Linked DNA regions of Mus musculus: all the other regions are linked to region 3. Evidence: chromatin loops called from intact Hi-C (ENCODE). Cell type or tissue: left cerebral cortex. All regions are shown on one strand. Links, peaks and the distances in the headings refer to the core of each region. The heading gives the core; the rest is flanking DNA.

Region 1 (8,083 bases), core at 1,455-6,454, 130 kb before region 3:
ATGAGGGCAGAGAGAGGCTGAAGGGGCCTTGCCCTGATGACACAAAACAGCCTCTGCTGGCTCCTACCACAGGGATCCCTCCTGTCAGGAAGTTTTCATTTCTGACTACCCCTAAAGTCACCTCAGAAACTGTTTTGTTTTAAAATGTGATGCCAGTAAATCAAAAATATATGCTTAAAAAAGAGGGAGTGTATGTGCTTGGCAGCTTCACCTCACGATACGGTGGCCAAGCATGAGCCTCATGTTGGTGATCCCAAGGCATTCTGAGAAGGTGATTCAGGGAAAGGAGGACTCAACTGGGAACACCTGGCCTATGAAGTCCCTTCTAACCAGGGTCACTGTCTCAGAGCTCAGCCTATCTGGGCAGCTGGGGCTCTGCTCACTCATCTAAAGAATCCATCCCGTAATCGGGGTATTTGTAGCACCACCTTTATTTGGATATTTTTTTTGCTAACTGAGTGCTTGTTCTCCTCTAGCTCTTCCTTGCAATGGGGGTGCTCAGTGGGTGTATTTACAAAGGTCTTTCCTGGTTAGCCATTGAGAAGCATGTGGCTAGAACTCTTTAGTAATTGGTATCATGTCCTTAGCATTGTCATGGGTAGATGAGAGATAGCAGTTGTGTCCTGAAGCCAAACAAAGCAAAACTGTTTTACGCTATAAATGCACAGGAAGCCAAGTTTCATGGTGGACGTGCCTTTCCTTCCTAATACCTCCTTATAAGCATTCTCCATCCTGTGTGGTAATAAGCCGGTGTAACTGGACTAGACGAAGGGAAATGTTCACTTGACCAAAATGACTAAGGTTGTCATAGAGGAGTGTCACTACTTAGAAATGGTCTTTGCTCGGACATCTGGTCAACCATCCTTTCTGGCTATCTGAGCATTACACTACCAAATTTGATAGCTGTGCGGGGGCAGCAAAATGCCTTCTACTGGAACTTGGGAGCTGACTCTTTTAGAACCAGTCAACCTACAGGAAATGATTAACATACCCAAACCTAAGACCTTGGGTCTAGAGTCCTTCCAGTCTCCTAGTGCTCCAGCAGCGTGGACCCGAATGTCTGACCACACCATAGACAAAAAGTTACTACTCTTGGGTCCATAAGGGCAAGGGAGGTTGGAAAGTGAACAGTCTTTGGACCAAGCTTGGGATATGAAAATACAAGGCTACAAACATAAATTGGTGTCTCTGAAGAGGAAAGGGTAGCCTTACCAACCAACGTGCTGCAGAGTTTAAGTAATTCCCACTGTATCTCACTCCAGCCTCCATTTCCTCCTCAAATGACCTCTGTCTGATTATGATACCAAGTCTCCTGTTCAACAGACTCTTGATTAAAATCATCTCCCAATACATTCCTTTACACTTGACATTATTCTATTATTCTATAAGAAATTACAGAATATTTATTCTATTAGTCTATAAGAAAATTATTGCCACCCTAAGAATTGATATACAAGCCCATTCATTCACCTACTTAACAAAGTCATTGATCACAAGATATTCCCTCCTGGGCACTTAGGACGCACCAGTAGACAGAGGATGGAGGCTACAGAGTGAACAGTAAACATAAGGAATGATTCTGCACTGTATTAAAAAATAATCTATGTGATAGGGAAAAACTAAATGAGAGGGTTTGGTACCTCAGTGAGTGGGCTCCAGTGTAAACAGGGGTCATCTGAGTAGAGCCCTGGATAGTGAGGAAGTTAGCTATGGGACCATAGAAGGGGTGAGGAGGGTGGAAGTTTCCAAACCCCAAATCCCTAATGTTAAGACCCCGAGGCATCTGAGGTGGAGTGAGAAGGGTAGCTGTGGGCTAGATGAGGAAGCCACAGTCAGTGGGGTGGCCGAGGATGGAGGATGTGAGCACGTGGGCTTTGGAGGAGGAGAGCTGCAAGATCTAACTTGCATTTGAAAGCTCACTCTGTGGGCAGATGGCAAATGATAGGAGCAGCTTGGCTATGGAAAAAGGTTCTGTGTTGAACCAGTGGCTGAGGAGTCTCCTAAAACATTGGATATAGAACTTGAGACATCCCCAAAGGCCAGAGCTTGTGGATGGCATGACCACAAGTTGGCAGGAAGAAATCAGGAAGAGGAGGAGACCTGGGGGTGAGGAGAAATTAGGACATCACTTTGCTGGTTACTGTTTGTATAGCCATGTCTGGGTTATTCATCTCTCCTGTACTTCTCTTTCCTAACCAAGAAAAAGAAGACACTAAGAGTTTGCTTTGCTGGCACTAGTAGGAGCATTACACAAATGCTCTCTGCACCATGCAGAAGGCCTGGCAGTTAATCAGCACTCAATAAGTGTTTTATAATGGAGGCTTAAACAAAACTTTTGAGGGAGCTGGATGTGACAGTGCATGCCTGTAAGCCCAGCCCATTGGAGGCTTAGGCAGTAGGATCTTCAATTCAATGTCAACCTCAGTTACACATACAGTTTGAACTAACTGATTCTCTCTAGAGAATCAGGTCCCCTAACCTGGGTCCCAGAGTAACGGAGGGACCCTGATGAAAAGACACAACCATGGTATACACACTATCACTCAGCCACACTTCAGTGGTTAGGAGACAAAGAAGATGGCAAAAAAACCCTCCCAGCTCAAACACAGAGCTCTACTCCCCGTCAGGTCCCAAGCAGAAACTCTAATTAAACACTGAAACTTCCTGGGGCAAAGCAGAGGTTCTGTGGAAGGTGGAAGGCGTGGTCATCCAGAGGTGACTTGAAGTCTCAGGCTAGTGTTTGTCCAGAGGATGTGGTTTTTAGATTAGAAAGGCTCCCCGGGGCCTAAGCAAAGGGTTAGTCCTGTCTGTGCCAGTCCCAGCCTGCCCAGCCCATCACCTGGAAGCAAAACTCATTTTAAAATATGAAGCTAAGACTTTTCTCACTTTATTCAGTGCCCATGTGGACAAGTGTGTCCCAAGTGTGTCCAAGAGCCACGGTGAAAAACTGCTGCCCTGGCCAGAAGTAGAAATTCCATGCAGATTTACAAGACAGAGATTTTTTTCCACTTAAGCACGAAAAGATTCCTATACTCAGGGTAAAGGTTGCAGAGCTGCCTGGCTATAGAGAGTGTCAATACTCAACCCCCTTTCCCCAGGGTTTCCAACACACGCAGGCTGGGCTGCCCGGCCTGCACCCTTTCCTTCCCAGACTATAGCCTCGGGATGAGAGCCGTCTCTGATTTGGTTCAGTACAAAGCAAGTCCAGTTTAGGGCCTTGAGGAGCTTTCATTGAAGATTATCTTCCTTTAAATAGGTATTTTACAAGTCTATCATGTTTTACCCAAAGAGGACAAAATTCGGGAAGTTGTTCAACCAATTTTCTTAAACAGCTACTGAATATCCAGTGTCCTGTTAACAATCTGCAAAGTTGCTGTTGACGGAAGGGGCCCACCAGGCTGAAGGATGTCTAAAGAACAGGGAGGCTGGAGATAGCTCACTCCGTCAGTGCCTGAGTTTGATCTCAACCCACCTAAAAAAATAGCCAGGCATGGTAGTGCACACTCCAGTGTGCAGAGATTGGGACAGGCAGATCCTTGGCTCACTCACCAGCCAGCTTGGCCTACTTAGAGAGTTCCAGGTGCCTCGGATGAGAAGCACTTTCAAAAAGAGTGAAGCAGACAGCACCTGAGAAATGGCACCAGCGGGTATCCTCTGGGCTCTGTCATGCCCACACACGGATGTATTCAGAGAGAACGGGTTGCCTGAATCAGGTGTAAAGTCTGTAAGATTTCAGAGAGGAGGGGGCCAGAAAGAGCCATAAACTGTCTGTGGAGGAGGTAATGCCACAAAGTGATCTTTAAAAAAAAAAAATATCCGATAAGTGCAGGGACATAATGAGCAGAGGCTCTGCCCAGAGGAGGGCAGCCTTTGCAAGGGCTCAGGACCCCTGCAGATCTGCGAATCACATCTGTTTCCAAGCCTGCTGCCTTTTGATTGAGGCCATTTCTCAACTTTACAACTGCTCCTCTCCGGGACGTGACGTGTACCCACCCTTGGTTCTGTCACGCAGTAAGTGACATGGCACCAGACTCTCACTGCGGGTTAACTGAGAGCGCCTGGTGAGGGTTTGTTTACATTTCTTGCAGGATTGTAAAAAATCACAATCTTCAAAGAAAGGAAGGGAACATAAGGTTCTACCTAAGGCTCTAAGTCTAATTAACCACGAAATAAACAGAGAATGCGCTTCTATTTTCTCCCTAATTTATGTGAAAATAAGCCTAGCCAAAAAAAAAAACCAATAATTTTTTTTAAAAACATGTGATGTCATTGGTCAGATAAAATTTTTTTTGAATGAAGATAAAAATTCAATGACTCCAGCATGAGGCATCAAAGCAAGGAACCCTGAGTATTGTAGGCATGATGTACTGTGGTTACGGAATAATGGAGGGATTAATTCAGGCTATTGAGTGAGAAGCCCTAGCTCCAAAGTCAGGCATGGTGATGCACACCTGCTGTTCTAGCCCTGGAGTCTGAGGCCCTAGAACTGGGCTTCAACATCATTCTCAGCTACATTGTGAGTTCAAGGCCATTATATACTATATGAGAGTATGTTTTTAAAAAAATAAACAAAAAGCCATCCCACCACTGTGGAGAGCAGGCAATCTAGCTGTTCTCAGACCTCATATTACATGGCCCTAATTGAAGGAATGGTAAGTACTTACAGGGACTAGAAGGCATAGCTCTCTATCAATGAATGATGGCCTCGTTGGTTTATTGACATAGCTCTCTGCCCCTTACAGGATCTGTTGCACATCTCCCATGGCAGCTACATGCCTACCCTATAAAGAGGCTCCTCTTAGGGCATAATAAGTCTGACTGCTAGGATAAGGGTGGAAAATCTTTGAAGATGTTGTTTCCAGGGTAACCAGGGGGCAGGAAAGCAATAAATTCAGTTTACTGATAAGTCAACCAAGGCTGGGCTGCAGTCTTCTGGTCTTCCGTTGCTCCTTTGGTATAAAAATGTTTCCTGGGTGCATTAGCACTCAGAATAAAGTAAGCAGTAGCCTTAGGCCAATAGTCAGGCTTCTGGAAGCATGGGAAAGCCGAGTTTGTTAGGTCAGGCATGCTTCTGCTACCTTTGAAATCCCTGCCATGCAGGTGACATCTGTGTCCCCTCCAGTAGTGGCACCACAGGTGGCTGTGCTACAGTTCACACCACAGGTGGCTATGCTATACTTCATACTACAGGTGGCTGTGCTACACAGTTCACACCGCAGGTGGCTATGCTACACTTCACTCCACAGGTGGCTATGCTAAAGTTTACACTATAGGTAGCTATGCTACAGTTCATACCACGGGTGGCTGTGCTACAGTTCACACCACAGGTGGCTGTGCTACAGTTCACACCACAGGTGGCTGTGCTACAGTTCACACCACAGGTGACTATGCTACACTTCACACCACAGGTGGCTATGCTACACTTCACTCCACAGGTGGCTATGCTAAAGTTTACACTATAGGTAGCTATGCTACAGTTCACACCACGGGTGGCTGTGCTACAGTTCACACCACAGGTGGCTGTGCTACAGTTCACACCACAGGTGGCTGTGCTACAGTTCACACCACAGGTGACTATGCTACACTTCACACCACAGGTGGCTATGCTACAGTTCACACCACAGGTGGCTGTGCTACAGTTCACACCACAGGTTCACACCACAGGTGGCTGTGCTACAGTTCACACCACAGGTGCCTGTGCTACAGTTCATACCACAGGTGACTATGCTACAGTTCACCTTTAGGCACTGGATCTCTGCTTCCTTTCTATGGATATGTCCCAGCTCCCAGCTGGTTCTCCATGAATTTTTATTAATGTTTCTTTTTAAATTATTTTTATTATAGTTACATATTAATGTGGGGGGGGGATATGTAAGAGACAGTTCTCCCCTTCTACCATATATGTCCCAAGATCAAACTCAGGTGGACAGGATTGGTAGCAAGTGCCTCAATTTGCAGAGGCATCTGGTGGGCACTCCCCCAAATTCTTCATCATTTCATCCTGAGTCCAGACCGTTCTTCATAAATCTTGGTATTTTTTTCTATAAATATATATATTTGTGTATGTGTGTGTGTGTGTCGGAGAGAGAGAGACTGGGAAAGATCTTCAATACCTCGACCCCTGTAAAGAATTATCTGTCTCAGAGTGTCCGTAGTACAATGGCTGGAAAACTCTAAGAATCAGAATTAGCCCAGGAATCTACATCTTTAACAAGCTAGCCACGTAAATCTTTACCAGAAAAGATCCTTACCTTCATAGCCACCTAAATTTAAAAAGAGAAAAGTCACTAAAATCCATTTAAGAAATAGTTCTTCTCAGCCGGGTGTGGTGGCACATGCCTTTAATCCCAGCACTTGGGAGGCAGAGGCAGGTAGATTTCTGAGTTTGAGGCCAGCCTGGTCTGCAAAGTGAGTTCCAGGGCAGCCAGGGCTATACAGAGAAACCCTGTCTCAAAAAAAAAAAAAAAAAAAAGAAAGAGAGAGAGAGAGAGAGAGAGAGAGAAAGAAGTAGTTCTTTTCTTGATTCACACCTCATCCATTCATGTCTGAACCCCACTGCCTTCCATGCAAAGCCTATATACCGTGTGTCCCTTTTAGAACCCTCTCACTGATATAACTATAGGAATTGGCCTGAGAGAGAGACGATCTGTCTTGCTGAGGCTGATTACAGAGGGGTGTGCCAATCAGAGGCCACACTGGCTGCCCGTATGGGCTACAGAAAGGGCAGGGACCACCACGCAGCATCACCTGAGGAGTTCTGCCCAGTGCCACCACCCAGGCTCACTGCCTCTGTCGATTCAGATCTGTTACCAATAGATTTAAAGGAACTTGGGAACACACAGATGTGGTTGGTTTCACGGTCAGACAGCTCTCTAGGTAAACAGATGCCTGGCATAGCCACCATTGCCAAAAGTTCTTCAGTTTCACCAGCCAGCTGGGTAGGGAGTGAGTCCAGCAGCCTGGGCTGAGAGGCAAGCTTGTCTTCCAACATAATAAAAAAAGGCTGGTGCGCTCTTCAGAGTGCAAATCAGAGAAGACATTTTTCCTTCTGTTTTCCAAGGTCAAGTAAACAGTCTATCAATCAAAACATTCATCAAAGTCTATCTTCGTGATGAATAATCCATACTGCAGCTACCAACACAGAGCATCCTGTGAGGGAACTTAACCCAGGGAAGAGGCCATCATAGCAAACAGAACCAGTGATATCGTATTAGGACCACTGTGTGGAAAACCAGTACTGTGGGCAGGTGGTCAGAGTGAGACTCTGGGAACAATAGCCAGCCCTTGCCCTCCGAAGCTATGACACAAATGCTCCGGTGGGAAAGACACCCTAAAGGTAAAGATTGTACAGTTTGGGGTACAATAGGTCATAGGACCTGCAAAATCCCCCCCTTCATCCTAAAGACTAGCATCTGGGGTTCCTGTCCAGCCTCTCAGTGGCCCTTCCTGCAAAGCCAAGCCAGACAGCTTGTTCCAGAAACACTAAGAGAACACGTCAGAACACACAGACAGCTTGCCTATGAGTAAAACTCAAACCCCCCCGCAGGAAGGAGGCCCTTATAAATGCCAAAGAAGGTAAGACCAGGGCACAAGCTCTGGCCTCCCCTACAGATTTCTACAGCAGAACACTTCACCTCTTGCCCAGCTCTCTCCCATGCCCACCCCTCTCCTTAAACCTCATATCATGTGGATGAGTAGCGGGAGCTCTGCACTGGAAGGATGGCATAGGTGGGGGAAGGGAGTGCAGGGGGCGTGCCTTGAGAGGTATTCTGTGACAGAATGTGGAGTCTGGGCAAAGGGAAGCCATAGACAGCATGTACAGGGCATGGCAGTGGAAGTGTGCCCTGCCTTTCAGTAAACTGCACACAGGGGCATCAAATATGGAGCATCTGGCACAGAGAGAAAGGGCCCTTCTAAAGCAGGTGTGGAGATGCAAGGATTGAACGGATGAGAGGCAGCTGCTGGCTGGCTTTTAAAAAAGCATCTGTCATTGCCTGATTTAGGTGCAGGAGGTCTCTAACCCAGTTCTACTCAAGCACAGGTAGCTGGCAGCTTGGCAGAGATTTGGCATCAGATCGGTGAC
Region 2 (8,083 bases), core at 1,455-6,454, 220 kb before region 3:
TGCCCATCAGTGTTGACAAATCTTATGTTGTGCACACACAGACCAGCCATGATGCTCACTACCTTGGCTCCTTTCCCATCAAGACTCCAGAAGGAACCATGTGTGCTTCGTGCAGGATAGGGGAAAACCAAGCCTCACTCATAGGGGTTATGAAGGCCAATGTAGAATCAGAAAACTCCAGTTTCAAACTCAATGTTTGACCAAACATTATGAGCTTGGGATATTAAATCAGTTAATCTCTCTGAAGCTTGGTTTGCTCTCTTAATAAAATGGGCATTAAAATTTATTCTCACAGAAATGTTCTAAAGATTAAAATCTTTCACCAGCATTTGGCAAATGCATACCAGATGATGAGTGATAAAGATGGAGGTGCTGATGTTGCTGGTGATAAGGATGATGGTGGTGATATGGAGATATGAGAGATAGTGGTGAGAGAGTTGAAAGTGGTGGAGTGATGGTGGTGATGATAATGACAGGAATGGTGATAGTAGTAGTGACAGTTCATAACAAAGGCTGTGGTTACAGAGTTGGTGATAATGATAATGGGATGATTGTCGTAGTGGCTGATGGTGACAGGGATGATCATAATGGTGCTGGTGAAAGAGATGATGGCAGTCATGATGCTGGCAGTGATGGGGTGATAATGGTCATGGTGGACAACAGTGATGATGACATCAGTGGTCATGGTGCTGTTGGTGACAACTAACCCAAGAGAAATGCTGTGGTCCTCTAACAAGTGATTCCTCCCTATCTTCCAAGCAATGAGATCATCTGGCCAGGATAAGGGGCATATCATATCTGTTTATTTTTCTTCCTCTTCCCCCTTCCTCCACTTTTTCCTCTTTTCCTCTCCCATTCTCTCTCTCTCTCTCTCTCTCTCTCTCTCTCTCTCTCTCTGTGTGTGTGTGTGTGTGTGTGTGTTGTGACAGGAACTCATGTAACCCAAGCTGGCACTTCAACTCCTGGCACTCCAACTTCTGTGAAGTGCTAGGGGTCCTGGGGTTCACAGGCATGTGCCATCTCTCCTGGCTCAGGGGTGCGTCATTTCAATTCAGTATTTATGAAACTATGCTAAGCCTTAGGAATTGTAGAGCCCAAGATATGTCCTGTTCTCAGGGAGCTCAGGTTTCCATGGAGCAGACAACACAAGAGAGACTGCTAGTGGAATCGTGTGGTTGATAGGAGAGGGGCTTTCACTTTGGACCAGGAATATGGCAATTGAGCGAGATCTTGTCAGACGTTCAAAAAAGCAATGTACAAGAAAGCCAAGTGGCACATACTCTACCCTTTGGGTGTGACAGGGAAAGGCCTTAGAAAGAATTTGCATTCTATCCCTCCTGCAGTAACTTTGGAGATTAGTGATTAATTTCTTTTTTTTTTAAGATTGGGAGTTTCTGAGAACATGGCAGCCAGTGTATGTCTCTATTGGATATATATATCGATTGCCTGTTTTTGTAGAGACAAAAGAATAAGGGAAACTGAAAACTTTTTGTTTTGAGGAGCAAGACTTGAGTAGTTGGCAGGCTGTGTGTGAAGAAGCAAGTTTCAGAAAGCAAGAGAATCTTGTCATGGACGGACGGGGAGAGTCTGAACATGTAGGGCATTTGGGTGGAGACGCTGAGCAGGCGGCTTCCCTGGAGCCTTAGGGCTGAAAATAAAGCTTTGAATATTGTTAGCCCAAGGGCAGCTATTGATGTGGGTGCAGATAATAGTTAATATAAAGACTAAAGATACTAATATAAAGACTTAAGATGTCAGGAAGAGGTGGAGTTTGAAGAAGAAGATGGCCAAGGTCCAATCCAGAGGGACTGTCAATAGTTGTCTAGGAAAAGAAGAAATGGTACTCATATTCGTCTGGGCATGGCAGGGCAGTGGGGAGAGGGGCGGTACAAGGCTGTATCACTGGGAAGCAGAGGGGTGAGTCAGGTGAAGGGTGATCATCTGGGACATTTGCCTCGAAACTCATCTCTTCCTGTGCCTTTGGTATCAGAGGGTGATGTGTCTCATAAGCCAGGTCTGCCCATTCTCCACATGGCCATCACCTTAGCTCAGGTCTCCACCATTTTTACCAGTAGAATGAAATCTTGCCCAAATTGACCTCTTTTTGTACCTCATCTAACCTGTCTCTTGGAACTCTAGCACTAAGTCAATCTGTTTGTTGGTTGGTTGGTTGGTTGGTTAGTTGGTTGGTTTGGTTTGGTTTGGTTTGGTTTGGTTTGGGTTTTGTTTTTTGACACACATCTAATCTTGACACTGACTTCCCTAAGCCCCACCTCTCAGACACACTCTGAACAGAGTAAAGCTCTCTCATGACCAAGTGTGAATGCTTTGGTAAAATACCAGGGACTTTTACTGCCGTAGTCACCATGTAGTCCCCAGGTTCCATTTCTTACCACATCCTATACCTTTTAACCTTACAATGAAATGGCTGTGGGTTCCACAGCTAAGTCACACCCTTCAGCTGCGGAGCGGTTATCCACTCTATCTCCACCTAAGTCATGCCCACTTATCTTAAGGCATTAGCTGTGGGCTTCATATACACTCCCCCAAATAATTAAGAACCTCCACCCCTCTGCATTGCATCTTGACTTAAAAATCTTTCTCTTGTTTAGAGTCTCTCAAGCCCAAACAAATCCTGCCCTCTGACAGCAGCGGTGTGGTCCAGAACATATATGGAAAGGAAGCATGCTTAGTGTTTGTCAGGAAACCTCTCTACCCACACTTTATCTTTTCCATTGCCCTCCAGTGCTCATTGGCGGACAACCCCACTAGAGTACAAAGGGCCTCCAGGGATGGCAAAGTTTATGAGCAGCATCTTGATCCATCTGCTGTCACCCCTCCCATAAAAACAAGTACATCTTCACAGATGACGCTGGAAAGCAGTTAAGAAGAGAGTGTGCCAATCCCAGTTGGAGCCATAGCACTCCAGCAGTCAAACAACAAACAGGGCAAAGTGAGATACATCACTGAGCACTTGTGGGATGCTAGGGATCCTTGTTACCAAGGTGACCAAACATCCTGGCTTGCCCAGGAGAGGCCTGGTGTGGTTTTTGCTGTCCTAGTATAATTAATAGCTTCCTCTTTGTCTCTCAAAACTGGCTCCATTTGGCTTTTCAATTTTAGGGTGATTGTGATTGTTAACTGTCATCAAAGAGAGAACAGATTAAAGACAAACTGTAACTGATCTTCTACCTTCTGTTCTGTTAAAGTGGGCAACAGTCAGCCCTTTAAATGACCCAATTTTAAGCCTTACCCAGGAGCCCCACTCCATTATTTCCATATCAATATATGGAAATTCTGCTATCCTCAACTGTGTTAAGTTCCTCACCATGAACTGCAATTGTCCATTTCCTAACCCCACCATGGGGAGGCAGTATTGCATAGCCATCATGAGCATGGGGTTAAATGCTAAGGTCTTAGGGTTTGGAGCAAAATCATGGTCCAGGAAATGTACAGATCACTGAGTAGGGCAGAGATAGCGGAGCTGGCCACACTCAGAGTGCTAACTTTAATGGCAGTGAATCCCAAGCACAGCGCCTGCTGCTTAGTAAATACTCAGTACAGGAGGAATCTTAGTTATTAGCCTGTCAATTCCAAAAAGCAGACCAGGTATGTGTGGCTGACTGACTGACTGAATGATATTTTGTAAAGAAGCTCGAGAAGATGAAGACAGAGAAGATGTTTAAAAAGAAACAAAGGCATCAAGGCCGGGAGAAGATCCAGCGGTGCTCATTGTCCAGCCTGACAGCCTAACATTAAGAATGATTTTGTTCCTTGGGACTCGTGGTAGGGTAGAACCAGCTCCTGCAAGCTGTCTGCTGATCTCCACTCTTGCACTGTGGCACATGTGTGCTCCCTCAGAGAAGCAAATGTAATACTTTAAAAAAAAAGAAAAAAGAAAGGAAGACATGAATGGCTCTTAGAAGTGTTATCTGGGGGCATCATAAGAGCAAAAGCTAAAAGGTATCGATCTGATGAACTCAATGAAATTCGAGAAAGGGAAGAAAGCTTGTGACTTCAGGAAAGGAAGCCAAATACAGACAGCTTCACCCCACCCTGTCTCGCCATCACCGAGATGTGCCCCATTCTCCCACCAGAGGTCTTGGGAGGTGACTAGAGAGCCTACATCACAGCCAAGGGATGGTGACACACAAAGCTAGTAGGAAATTAATAGGAGAAACAGGGCAGATGGGCGGAGTGTGAAAGAGGTCAGCCAGGGTCTGTTTTCAAGCCTGTTGCCAAGTTTAAGGGAAAAAAATTAGAAAAATACTTTCAAGGAGCTTCTTGAACAAAGCAGGAAATAAATTTGAAGTAAGAAGTAGTGAAGAATGGGACCTGGTTGGACAAGACTCCCTTGGAGGCTACATGCCTCATTGTGCTATCCCTGCGCAGAGCACCTGTGCAGGAGAGCGGGGGGCAGACATACCACAGGGGAAATAACCCGGGCATCTTTAAGACTATGGTCCTATCCAGCATGGACTCCAGGGAAATGCGAGGCTTTTGGCTTTGATTATGTGGCTGCAATAGGGTCCCAAAAGGAGGCCAGATAGAGCATGAGGGAGCCTTGGGTAGAGACCAAGAAAACAAGAGAGAATGCAGGAGTGGTGTGAATATGTCCAGAACCAACCAACAAACCTTGCTAGGATGGATTTTTTTCTTGTATCAACAGTGAAGGTCAAGAGGCAAGTCCACCCTCAATTCTCCCTAGCCTGACAGACGTTGTTCACATTAGCCCATCAAGACCAATCACATTCCCTGTGTTAACTTCTTGGAGGAGCTTGAAAGCTTAAGAGGATACACACAGTCAAACTGGTGTACAGTCGTTTGTTTTACTTTGGAGTTCAGCTACACTTCCTGTTCAAGGATGAAGATGGGGCCTAAAGATTTTTTTGACACCTTAAGATAAGCGATTAAATAAAATCGCTGAGGCAAAAGTAGGAAGTGAACGTTGGTTAGCTCCATCTGACAAAGAAAATAAAACAAGAACTTGTGAAACGGGAGGTAAAATATGAAGTGGAAAGCAAGGGACCTAGGACGATAAAGTATAAAGCAAGGCAGTAGTTAGAGGCACTCAGGAAGTAGTGAGAGGCAGAGTTGGCCATGTAGACAGTGACACTGTAAAGGCGTGGTGGGAAGTCATAGTTCCAAAAGAAGATAGATGCAGTTAGGGGAAGATGCTAAGGGTGACAGCAATGGTCACCCAGAGCGCCACATGCTCCTCAGTGCTGATGTGCAGCCTGGACAGGTCATTTAAAGACACTAGAAGACAACTCTTCTACTTAAAGAAAGCCTGAAAATATGGATTGGATAGGTCCCTCAACTAAGAATCAAAACTCAATATTTATTGGATGAATCTAATACCTAGACTTTTTTTCTAGTTAGAAATTAATTTTCAAGACAAAAAAAAAGAAGAAGAAGAAAGAAAACACATGCTACCTACAAGGGCTTTGAAACATTCAGTGCAAAAAATGTGATTGCTAAAATGCATCTTTTATAATGGATAAAACCATTTTGTTGCTGTCACTTGTAACTGAAGAAAACATCAAAGCATTTTCAGATAGCTACAGATTGTTCTAGAAAGGGGAGTGGTTCCTTGTTGTTGTTGTTATTGTTGTTGTTTTTAATGAAAATCATCCAAAGCATGAATCAAGATTTACAGAAACATTTAAACTGTGATGTTTGTTGCGTAAAAGGAGTGTTTCTGGTGGTGGGGTGTATAGCTGTGATTGTAGCTCTCAGAAGGCTGTGCCAGGAGGATGGAGAATTCTAGGCCCGTCTGGGCTGTACAGCCAGACGCAAACAGCCAGACCCAACTAACAAACTAAACAATAAGTAACAGCACAGCTGCTGAAACCTTTTAAGGAAACAAGCGTCTCGCTGATATTTTCAATGTCCAGTCGATAACTGCACTGACAAACAAGAACCGTCTATGAGAAAGAAAATGTGAAGTCTTCCAGTGAGAAGCTTATACCCCGCTAAATATTAAAGTCCTTGGAAATAATGCCCACATTGCTGAGAAGCGCCCAAAGTAGGGTCAGCTCATCTAAAGAAAGCTGGAGAAACTCTTCCAAGAACAGGAAGTATTCAGAGACTAAAAATGTGAGGGAGAAGCTTAGACTGCTAACAGTGCACCCACTGTGTGTGTGTGTGTGTGTGTGTGTGTGTGTGTGTGAGAGAGAGAGAGAGAGAGAGAGAGAGAGAGAGAGAGAGAGAGAGAGAGAGATAAATTTCTAGGAAGAGGAAACATTTATGAAGGGCACAAAAATAAGTAAATAAATACGACAGAAGATGATTTCCCTGAGCTAAAGAGAGATCGGCTGCTTCTGTCTAAATGAATCACCAAGCACCTCTGCCAAATTAATTTTTAAATGGCTCTCAAATTACATGATCTTAGAAAATTCTTAAAACATATGAGTAAGTAGAAAATTCTATGTTCTTCAAAAAAAAAAAGATTTCTTTACTCCCCCTCAAAAGTAAGACTCAGAATGGCATTATATTTTTTATTCTGCAACATTGATTGCTCTAAAAAAAAAAAACCTCAGTAATTATAGATCTTGAATAAATGTGCCTTTTAAATCCCTCACCTAGCCTCGGACATGCCAATTTCAAAATATGTGCCATCTGTGGGCCCTACTAAAAAGATTATGTGAAAAGATTGGTACCAAAATGGAAAATACACTTAAAACAAGATGTAAAAACAAAAACTCACAGAGAGAAGTATGTAATGGCCCTAACAAGGTTGTCAATATGATTATGGAGCAAAAGTTAAGACTTGGTTGATTTTTTATAGGAGAAAACACACTGTTGTGTAAAATAACCAAAATTTCCCTTAATGCATTTACTTAAGCTAGAAAATGCTGTTAGCTTCTTGCTCCACCCTCTTCCTCCCAGACCCACCTGCTGGGTCATGGGTGATCTAAAACACCCTGGATTTTGATGATAATCACCTCCTGTTATAGGTCCTCCCCCCACACCCCTACCCCCAAGTTCCCTTCAGGAGAGATGTCCTACCTTTCAGACACTGCATTTCCTGAGGCCGACTGGGAGAGAGGGGTCCTTTGGTTCTGGACACACTGGCTCATGCAGTCTGTCCTGTCCTCAAGGGCTGGGAGGTTTCTGTACTAAACTCTCACCGAAGCAGGCAAGAATGGAGACCTTCTCAGTCTGTTTAGGAGGCGACCCACCCGACGTATCAACTGAAGGCAGAATGATCATGGACAAAACTTCCTGCAAAATTTGAATGCACACCTTGAGTTCTAAATTTCAAAAAGCAACAAAATAACAGTGTGGTAAACTAATAGGATCCCGAGCCCTAATAAAGCCATGGGCAGCATGGTGTGTCGACCCCTACAGAGTGTGCCATGACAGCTTCCATGTGACAGTGGAAACCATGGTATCATCTACGCTGACTCTGCAAGATGTCTCTGGATACTTACACATTCTGAGACAGAGAGGATATGAATAATAATTAATGAGGCTGACTTAATAAATATATCCTAAACCCGATACCCCTTAGAGAATAAACTTTCCTTTTAAATGCCCATGCACTATGTATTAGTTCACAGAGAGTGCCTCATGTATCCCAAGGCACAAGGTTTCCCACCCACATGCTCAGCAACAAAGAACTGGGAATGAGCAGCAAAGTACCTCAAACTTCAGCTATAAGGATGATAGTTATGGCTCTTGTGTCAGCATGCCATGAGGAAGACAGGACAATATATTTTTTAAAAAATTAGAAAGACCCAGAATGGAAGAAGTGGCCGTCTAGGACAGAGGTTGGCAAACTATGGCTGAGTCTCTGTTTTTCTAAATAAAATTTTGTTGTAGCACCATCATGCTCATTTGTTAGGGCTCAATGTTGCTTTTATACTTAAAAAAAAAAAAAAAGAGTTGTTGACGTGGAGACCCTAAGTCCTGCCCACTCTTCAGTACCAAGGGGGACTAAAATATTACTGTCTGGCTCTTCATAGATAAAGTTGACTGACACCCCCCCCCACTCACCCTGAACTAAGGAGACATCTGAAACCCATAGGGATGTGCAAAGAATATCATTACCAAGGCCGGCCGGCCTTCTGGGTGTGTG
Region 3 (8,083 bases), core at 1,933-6,932:
CAAATACACCCAAGAGGAGTAGACAGCAGTAAATAATCAAACTCAGGGCTGAAATCAACCAAATAGAAAAAAAAAAGAACTATACAAAGAATCAACAAAACCAGGAACTAGTTCTTTGAGAAAATCAACAGGATAGATACACCCTTAGCCAGATTATGCAGAGGGCACAAAGACAGTATCCAAATAATAAAATCAGAAATGAAAAGGGAGACATATGTCCTAAAATAATTATTCTATTTGTTGAATATTAACAGTTGAAAGTATTAAAATTATGTTCTATAAACATCATGGAATAAAAGAGCAGAGATGTGTGGTCAGAAAGTCAGGAAAGAGGAGGCTGCAAGGGAGGTCAGTCGATGGGCAAAGAAACTAGTAAGGCCATGGTAGGGTCTGTAAGGAATAGATTCTCCCCACAGATGAGGAGAGTTATGGTTTATTCTGACAGATGGTTTTCCTTAAAGTGAGCCCAGGAGAGGAGCATGTGCTTAACACTGTCCCAAAACAAACCAATGGAACCAGGAGACTCATCAGCCAGAAGCTGACCTGGGACAGTGCAAAACAAGGAGAGTCTGGGCTTAGGAAGGACTATGCAGAGAGAGCAAAACCTAAACCCTGTCCCATAGAGGGTACACTGAAGGGGAAAGGTGGGAGGATGCATTCCAGGGTGGGCGTGCTACGGAGTTAGAGGACCGTTCTGTGAGGGAAGGTCAGAGAAGCATAAGGGAATCCAAACAGCTATCTCCCAAGCCGGAGTCTGGAGGCAACACTGCTATGCACTGCCTTGAGCAGCAGGTCTCCCTACGATGGTACTCAGCCATTCTGTGCCCCCAGCTCTTCAGCTGGTGTCTTGGCACACCACCACCACCACCACAGTGCCAGCACCCACTGTCGCAAGAAGCCCAAGGAGACACCCCGAGTCCACAGCTCCAGTGATGTCACAACTGACATCACCAAAAACACGGGCAAAATGGCAACATAATTCAGAGAAAGATGGCAGACCCATAATGGTCTTCACCCTGGCAAGTGAATCTGGAACTGCAAGCTGAGGCTCACAAGAGAAATACTGTGGCAACTGTTGCAGACCAGCCCATGAGTGGGGCCAAGGCAACAGAGCCTGGGCAGACCCAGGATGGCTCATCTCGAGGAGGAGGAAAAGCAGGAAGTTGGAGGGACCAGGAAGAAGTATTGCTGCCTCTGCTGCAAAAAGGCAGATTGTCAACTGGAACTGCACTACTGGGATAGCCAACCAACCACGGGGTAAGAAGAGAGACAAATGGTGCCGCTGACAGAGAGGGCTGTTTGTGTTAGTTAGGATTCTTGTGCTGTGGTAAAACCCCATCACCAAAAACAACTTGGGGAAGAAAGGGTTTATTTCATCTTACAACTTGTAGTCCATCATCCAGAGAAGTCAGGGCAGGAGGTTCCTAGAGGCAGGAACCAATGCAGAGCCCACGGAGGAACTTGTTACAGGCTTGCTCCTCCTGGCTTGCTCAGGCGGCTTTCTTATGCCATCCAGGACCACCTGCCCAGGGGTCAGATGAGCCCTCCCACATCAATCATCAATCAAGAAAATGTGCTGCAGCCTTGCCCAATCTGGTGAGCAGTTTTCTCAACTGAGGTTCCCTCTTCTGAGATGACTTTTGCCTGTGTCAAGTTGACACAGAGCCTAGCCAGCACAGAGGTTTTAGGGGACAACTCCAAGCGGATTCCTGATTAAACAGCCCGGCAAGGTACCGTGAAATCCTCAGGTCTTGTCATAAAGAACAAAATGTCTTAACAGATGAAGAGTTTGAAGTGAGATAACTACAGTTACATCCTGATGACCGTGTCTCTTGAGTGTCAGGATGGTCCTGTGTAACTAAACACCCTAAAGATAGGTTGTTTTCCCGAGTCATGTGACTCACAGCTGCTTGCAACAGCTCAGATTCTGGCTATCTGAAACCTCCGTCCTCCATGCTCACAGCCCTCACAGGGCACACACACACACACACCAACAGGATGGGCAGATGGATGGATGGATGGACGAATGGATGGACGGACAGATGGACAGACAGACGAAACATAAAAATATTTTAAAATCACCTTTTTAAAGGTGGTAATTTCTTAGGGAAATCCCAGGTTTTTTCCAGAAGTTTTCAGAGTGGGTAATCAGTAGATATGGTTCCCATCCTGTGAGGGATCTATAGATTTGTGTGACAACTATCCCAAGTTTGGAAACTGAAAGTCAGTATTTGGCTGGCTGGCTGGCTGGCTGGCTGGCTGGCTGGCTAGCTGGTTGGTTGGTTGGCTGGTTGACTGGCTAGCTGGCTGGCTGACTGGCTGGTTGGTTGGTTGGTTGGTTGGTTGGTTGGTTGGCTGGTTGGTTGATTGGCTGGTTGGTTGACTGGCTGGTTGGCTGGTTAGTTTTGCACTCAGGACTGAGTCTAAGGCCCTAGGTGGCTGGGCAAGCACTTGCTACTCAGCACCCTTCCTAGCTCGGTTTTAAAGTCTGTGGAGCACCCAGCATGGCAGCTCCCTGCAGAGCAAGCAACAGGTGACAAGCAAGATTAGAGCCAGAGACTTTCCAGAAGCCTCCCTCCTATGCAGACACCCTTCAGAGAGACAGGTTTGGGGCACAAGCCTTCTCCAGTGTGACATGGAAGGATGGGGGATGGGGGCTGGGAGCTACCACTCCTATGTGAATTGGAGGTGGGATACAGATGGTGGAATGAGGTGGGGTGGGGGCTAGGAGCTACCACTCCTATGTGAATTGGAGGTGGGATACAGATGGTGGAATGAGGTGGGGTGGGGGCTGGGAGCTCCCACTCCTATGTGAATTGGAGGTGGGTACAGATGGTGGAATGAGGCTTAAGGAGAAGGCAATGCTTTACAAGCCCAGGTGTGGGGAACGGAAGACAGCTGTGACCAGGGAGGCTCAAGTACAGCCATGCTCTGGCTGTGGGGCCTGAGCACAGAGAACTTTTGAAACTACATACACTGTATGAGAAGGTTCCAGACAGGCTGTGTCTATAACTTAAACCACACCCCAGAATCAGGCTTGCCTTTTCCTGGGAAAACTATCTTGCATAAAGCAAAGCTGCAGCTTGGGATCCCTGCAGGACACTGTGAGGCCATGTGGACCCTGATTGTGGATGTTGTGTGCAGACACAAGCTCTGAATAATGGTGGGGGGTGGAAAGGGACCCTTCCCCATGCAGATGCACAGTTCCCAGCCCTCAAGGCCAGGAGACAGAGCTACACCTGAGACCATGGCTCCTAACCTCAGGAAGTAGACCACTGCTACTACTCAGAATCCATCAGAAGGTGAGGATGGAAGAATCTGGCCTTTCTCTCCATCACCATCATTCATGGAGAAGCAGGCACTTGTCACACACACACACACACACACACACACACACACACACACACACCAGAGCTCTAGGGCAGGCAGCCTGCTTACCTCAGAGTCATCAACATTCTTTGTGGGTCCCTAATGGACTGTGGACTGGGAACTGTCCCAGCCTCCCTGACTTCAGCTATTCTCCGGATGCCAAAAGGACTAGAAGCCAGAAAAAAAAAAAAAAAGCGTGGTGAGAACAAAGACTGAGAAAAATACGTGCAAGAGGCTCTCGGTCTTGCCTTCAGCTCTTGATCTCCAAAGCCTTAGGAAGTGTCAGTCAGGTGTCAGATACACGGCAGTCAGAGGACACTGCAGCTGGTGTCCTGGGCTCTCCTCCCAAAGTCAGTCCAAAGAAACCTCTGATCCATAACATGCAAGGGTCGAGCACAAAGAGGAAGGAGGGGGCCTGTGCTGGCTGCTGCGAGGGAGCTCCAACACCTAGGACTTTAGTAGCCAGCTTGCAGCTGCTCCTCTTCCACAGAAAGCCAGATTCTCCTGGGTAATAGTCACCTCCTGCTTCAGTTACAGAGACAGAGAGAAACCCACAGAGCAGGGAGGGAAGGGCCTGGGTCCAGGTACAGTTTCTGCTCAGAGCTGGGTGGAGACAGCAGGACCTATAGACTGCTGGGCCTCTGTGCTCAGAGAACTTGGACTGCTCTGAGCCAGGGGTGGGGCCTTCCAAGGGGAGGGTGACTTGGAAGTCACCAACCGCAAAGAAGGTGTGCCCCCTCCCCCTACCTCTATGGCATTCACGTCTGCCCACAACTTCTACATCGAGGGACGATATGGCTTCACAGTGTCCTGCAGGGAACCCAAGGTGGGCCTTTGCTTCTATGCAAGATGATTTTCTCAGAAAAAGACAAATTCTGGAGTAGGTTTAAATTATGAACAGAAACTGTCTGGAATGTATTTAGTTTTGGAGGGGAAAACAGAAGCTGGGATAATTAGAGGAGGGGGAAGACAGTGGAAAAGGATGATAAAGACAATGTATATGAAATAACACTTTTCATAAGTGTAAGAAAATGTCACAATGTAGGTCTTGCAGGTTCGGGCGCCCCCTTGCGGCCATGTGCTCCCTGCAGCTCTTGGTCCCCAGGGACATCAAGAACCTTAACTGAGCAAGGCTGTGGGAGCCCAGGACCCTCTTAAGGGAACCTACAGTTCTCATACAGGTAAAGGAGGCTACAGGCGAGTTGGGATGTGGGGACAGCGTTGTCTCTCCCTACAGGAAGAAGGTCCGAGGAGAGGAGCAGGGGGCGCAGGCTGTGTTCTTAGCCGGGTCTGCAGCCCCTGATGCTAGCCAGGGTTCCTTCCAGGTGGGTCTTCCTGCCCTGGATTGTCTTGGCGTCCCAGCTCTTTCAAGGGATGCTACCCACTGAGATCAGGGGGCTCTGTCCCCCTCCGTGGTTTCCAGGACTGGTAGGGTGCTGCCCCCTGCTGACCAACTTTCCGTGAAAGAAGCTCCAAGCTGTCCCTTCCTGAAGCCCTCTTCATGGCCATACTCCCTGAGCAGTAAGTACAAGAGGGCCCCAAGAATCCAGAAAATAGCATTTTTCTGGGTCCGCCACACCTGGAGAACTGCGGTTGCTGAAACCTCGGGTACAGTTCAAACAGGAGTGTTGGAGTACTCCCTCCCCACCCCCTACCGGTCTCTGCCCCTTCTCTCTTTTCTAAAGCTCAGGTCTGAGCAACATTGTCGCAGCTCCATTACTGCCCTTTCCTCACACAGTGACAGTGGCTAGACAAGGGGGTAGCAGTGCTTGCTTCCTATAGGCAAGCACCTTCCCTGGAGGCGCCTCAGATCCTCAGGCAAACCGCTTCCGTGTGGTTCTCAGATTGGCCACTTAGACTAACCTACCCGTAAGATTTATAAGGGTCATCTATTTTGACATCTTAAAGCAACAGTCTTTCCAGTTAATGATGAAGTGTTGACTGACCATAAATGAGAAGAGCGATGAGTGACGTCACGGTATTCCGGCCCTGTCTTCCCTAAAGGACTGTGACCACAGGAGTGGCTTCTTTGGATAATGCAATGCCTGTACTTAGAAATGGGCCCTCACAACTTCCCAAGGGCCTAGGGGTCCCAGAAGACAAAGACCTTGGGAGGGCAGTAGGATACTCCCAGCTTCTGGACAAAATGCAAATGTGTTTACTCCAGCTGTTGAAGTTTCTGGCCACTTTCTAAGTTCCCAGGTCAAGGACGCCGAAAAGCACTCCACTCAGAACCTAAATTTCTAAAACTGTGGAATGTGTAGTTTACAGGCAGGGCACTTACCCAGCCTGTGAGGCCCCGATCCCCAGAACTGGCATAAGAGAACTGTCCTTCTAGAGACTGGAGTTGGATGTAGTAACAGTGCCAGCCAGAGCAGAATCTGGGGCACTCAGGATGCGTGGATGCCAAAGCTGGATCCTCTGGCCCCTGGATCTTCCTGTGCCTTCTCCAGCTTTATGATCCAAAAAGAAACCCTTTTTAGCTACAAGAACCCATCTCAGAGCTCCTCTGCTTCCATTCAGTAGGAGAGTGTTCTAAGGAGCCCTCTCACACACTGGCATTTAAAACTTCACAGATAACCAGTCAGGGCTTAAAATGGGGAGGGGGTTCACCCCTAAACAGTGCCCCATGAAGGCTGCAGAGCCTGGGAGGGAGATGGGTGAGTGGAATACAGGTTTTGACTAGAACATGAACCGAATCCAAGGAGAAATCTCTATTTGTGAATGCTCACTTGGGGGGCAGCCCAGCAGACTCCAGCTCTGTGAAAGGCCTGCTTTGTGTTTGCATGTTGCTTGGCCATCGCCCACCCCACTCCCACCAAGCGCCTCTTACTCTCCCCTTCTAGCTATCAGTACTTAACACTCCAGTTTCAAGTGTTTTGGTGTCAGAAAGCAACTGCAATAATAAAATTCTTCCCAAGTTAAAATGGCGTGAAGAGGCCCCTGTGGACTGAGGTTTATTAAATATGAAGTATGCTTGTCAGGAAAAAAAAACTTTGTTTTTATAAACAGTAGAAGTGTTGCCATGGTAACATTGCCTGGTTTGCTCTGCAACCCATAGAAGCCTCAAAGCCAAATTATGGCCGCCTTTCTCTCTGCTTGCCTACATTAGAAATGTCGAAGCCAAGATTCCATGATTTGCCTGCCTGCTTTCCGAGCCCAGAAAATATCATTTTAAAAGTCCTAGGGACGCAGTGGAAACTACTGCCAAATTTTCTAAATGAAAGTCATTTCTCACATACACAAACACACACAAAGACACACTCTGTCTGCCAATTACAGTGTGCCTCTCCTTTTTAAAAAGTTTTGATTTTATGTAGCCCGAGTTTCCTTGGACCTCACAAGCTCTCAGGGTCGATGGAATAGCATTAGCATGTGACCCGCAGTGACCCCTTTCCCCTCTCAGTCTTTCTCCTCCCACCTGCTCACAAAGGCTATGAGCCTCCTACACATTATCCTGAGGACTCTGGGGAGGGAGGGAGGGAGGGCAGGGGGCAGAGAGTAGATGTGGTACTGACAAGAATCCACTTCCCAGGCAGCCTGGCCTATCAGCATCAATGTCCTGTGTTTCCATTGGTGTTGAACCCTCCAGAAGCCAAGCCCTTGATGGTGTGAAGCAGCCCCAAAAAGTACCTCCCATCTCTGTGGATCACACTCTGTGCCCTCTGCCATGCTGGCATTTTTTTTCCCAGTGGTAAACTTAAACTGTACTCAGATGCCCCTGCCATGCAGAGAACCCAGCACCCATCCAATGGCCAGGATATGATGGCTCCTCTTAGGACTATGTCCACTATACATGACTGCCCATGAGGTAGCCATGTTGGATGCATGTCTAGACCCTTATCCCCACACAGTGATTCCCTGAGACACTAAAGAATATAAGCCCCCAATGGAGGAGCTAGAGAAAGTACCCAAGGAGCTGAAGGGATCTGCAATCCTATAGGTGGAACAACAATATGAACTAACCAATACCACCCCCGGAGCTTGTGTCTCTAGCTGCATATGAATCAGAAGATGGCCTAGTCGGCCATCATTGGAAAGATAGGCCCATTGGTCGTGCAAACTTTATATGCCTCAGTACAGGGGAACACCAGGGCCAAGAAGTGGGAGTGGGTGGGTAGGGGAGTGGGTAGGGGAGCATGTGGGGGACTTTTGGGATAGCATTGGAAATGTCAATGAAATAAATACTCAAAAAGATAAAAAATAAATTCCAAAAAAAGATAAAACAAAACAAAACAAAAAGAATATAAGAATGGCAGCCACCCTCTGGCCATCTGATGGAGCAGAGAAGAGCTGGGACCCAGCAGCAAAGGAAAGGGCTGCTCGGCTCCAAGAGGAAAGTAAATTGACAGCAGATTATTTTCCTATGGCGCGTCCCACTTCAGTGTTTGCCACATTGCGCTCCATGGTCCAACCCTCTAAAGGGTGGGAGCCTTGGTAACAGAAAGTCAATGGATGGATACTTTCAAGCACATAAAGTGGGAGAGTTATAGCTGAGCATGAAAGATGGCTCAGAGATACCAGGGAAATGACCTGGCATGAAATCAGACCCACAGATGCTGCTGCTGCTGCAATAAATCAAGTTATCATTGTTTACCACATTTGGTCAGACTTGGGGGTTTCTCTGTTTTTCTTATTTGACTTGCTATAGATTTTGCTCTCTTTTTAAATGTTTTTAAAGTTCTTAATAAAGCAGCAGGCCTGCCCTCTCAGA

Evidence for each region. Peaks named below come from ENCODE experiments on the same cell type or tissue, not always from the same donor. Only the 100,000 strongest peaks of a DNase experiment are listed, where the experiment ranks them.
Region 1: it touches region 3 in a loop (2.7-fold over the local background); 6 of 42 quality-filtered maps call a loop at or near these places.
Region 2: a loop joins it to region 3, with 8 times the contacts of the local background. A loop is called at or near these places in 40 of 42 quality-filtered maps.

The regions. Positions count from the first base shown.
Region 1 is chr6:87,232,135-87,240,217 of GRCm38, reverse strand. The region is part of intron 12 of Antxr1 (anthrax toxin receptor 1); the gene reads left to right. The region is part of intron 3 of Gm38851 (a long non-coding RNA gene); the gene reads right to left. Among named protein-coding and RNA genes, the nearest start is that of Gm38851, 13 kb to the right of the region's middle. In left cerebral cortex, for the core only: a CTCF peak has its summit at 3,830 (motif pointing right); a DNase peak (open chromatin) is centred at 1,923.
Region 2 is chr6:87,318,874-87,326,956 of GRCm38, reverse strand. The region is part of intron 1 of Antxr1 (anthrax toxin receptor 1); the gene reads left to right. Gm34090 (a long non-coding RNA gene) reads left to right here. Exons shown (of 2, transcript XR_001785289.1): 2 at 1-3,890. Among named protein-coding and RNA genes, the nearest start is that of Gm34090, 9.1 kb to the left of the region's middle. In left cerebral cortex, for the core only: a CTCF peak has its summit at 3,362; DNase peaks (open chromatin) are centred at 3,368 and 6,321.
Region 3 is chr6:87,098,142-87,106,224 of GRCm38, reverse strand. D6Ertd527e (DNA segment, Chr 6, ERATO Doi 527, expressed) reads right to left here and starts at 1,479. Exons shown (of 2, transcript NM_001167937.1): 1 at 1,383-1,479. The coding sequence starts at 1,399. In left cerebral cortex, for the core only: CTCF peaks have their summits at 4,465 (motif pointing left) and 4,771 (motif pointing left); DNase peaks (open chromatin) are centred at 4,803, 5,812, 6,083, 6,498 and 3 more places; H3K4me3 peaks cover 484 bases; H3K27ac peaks cover 795 bases.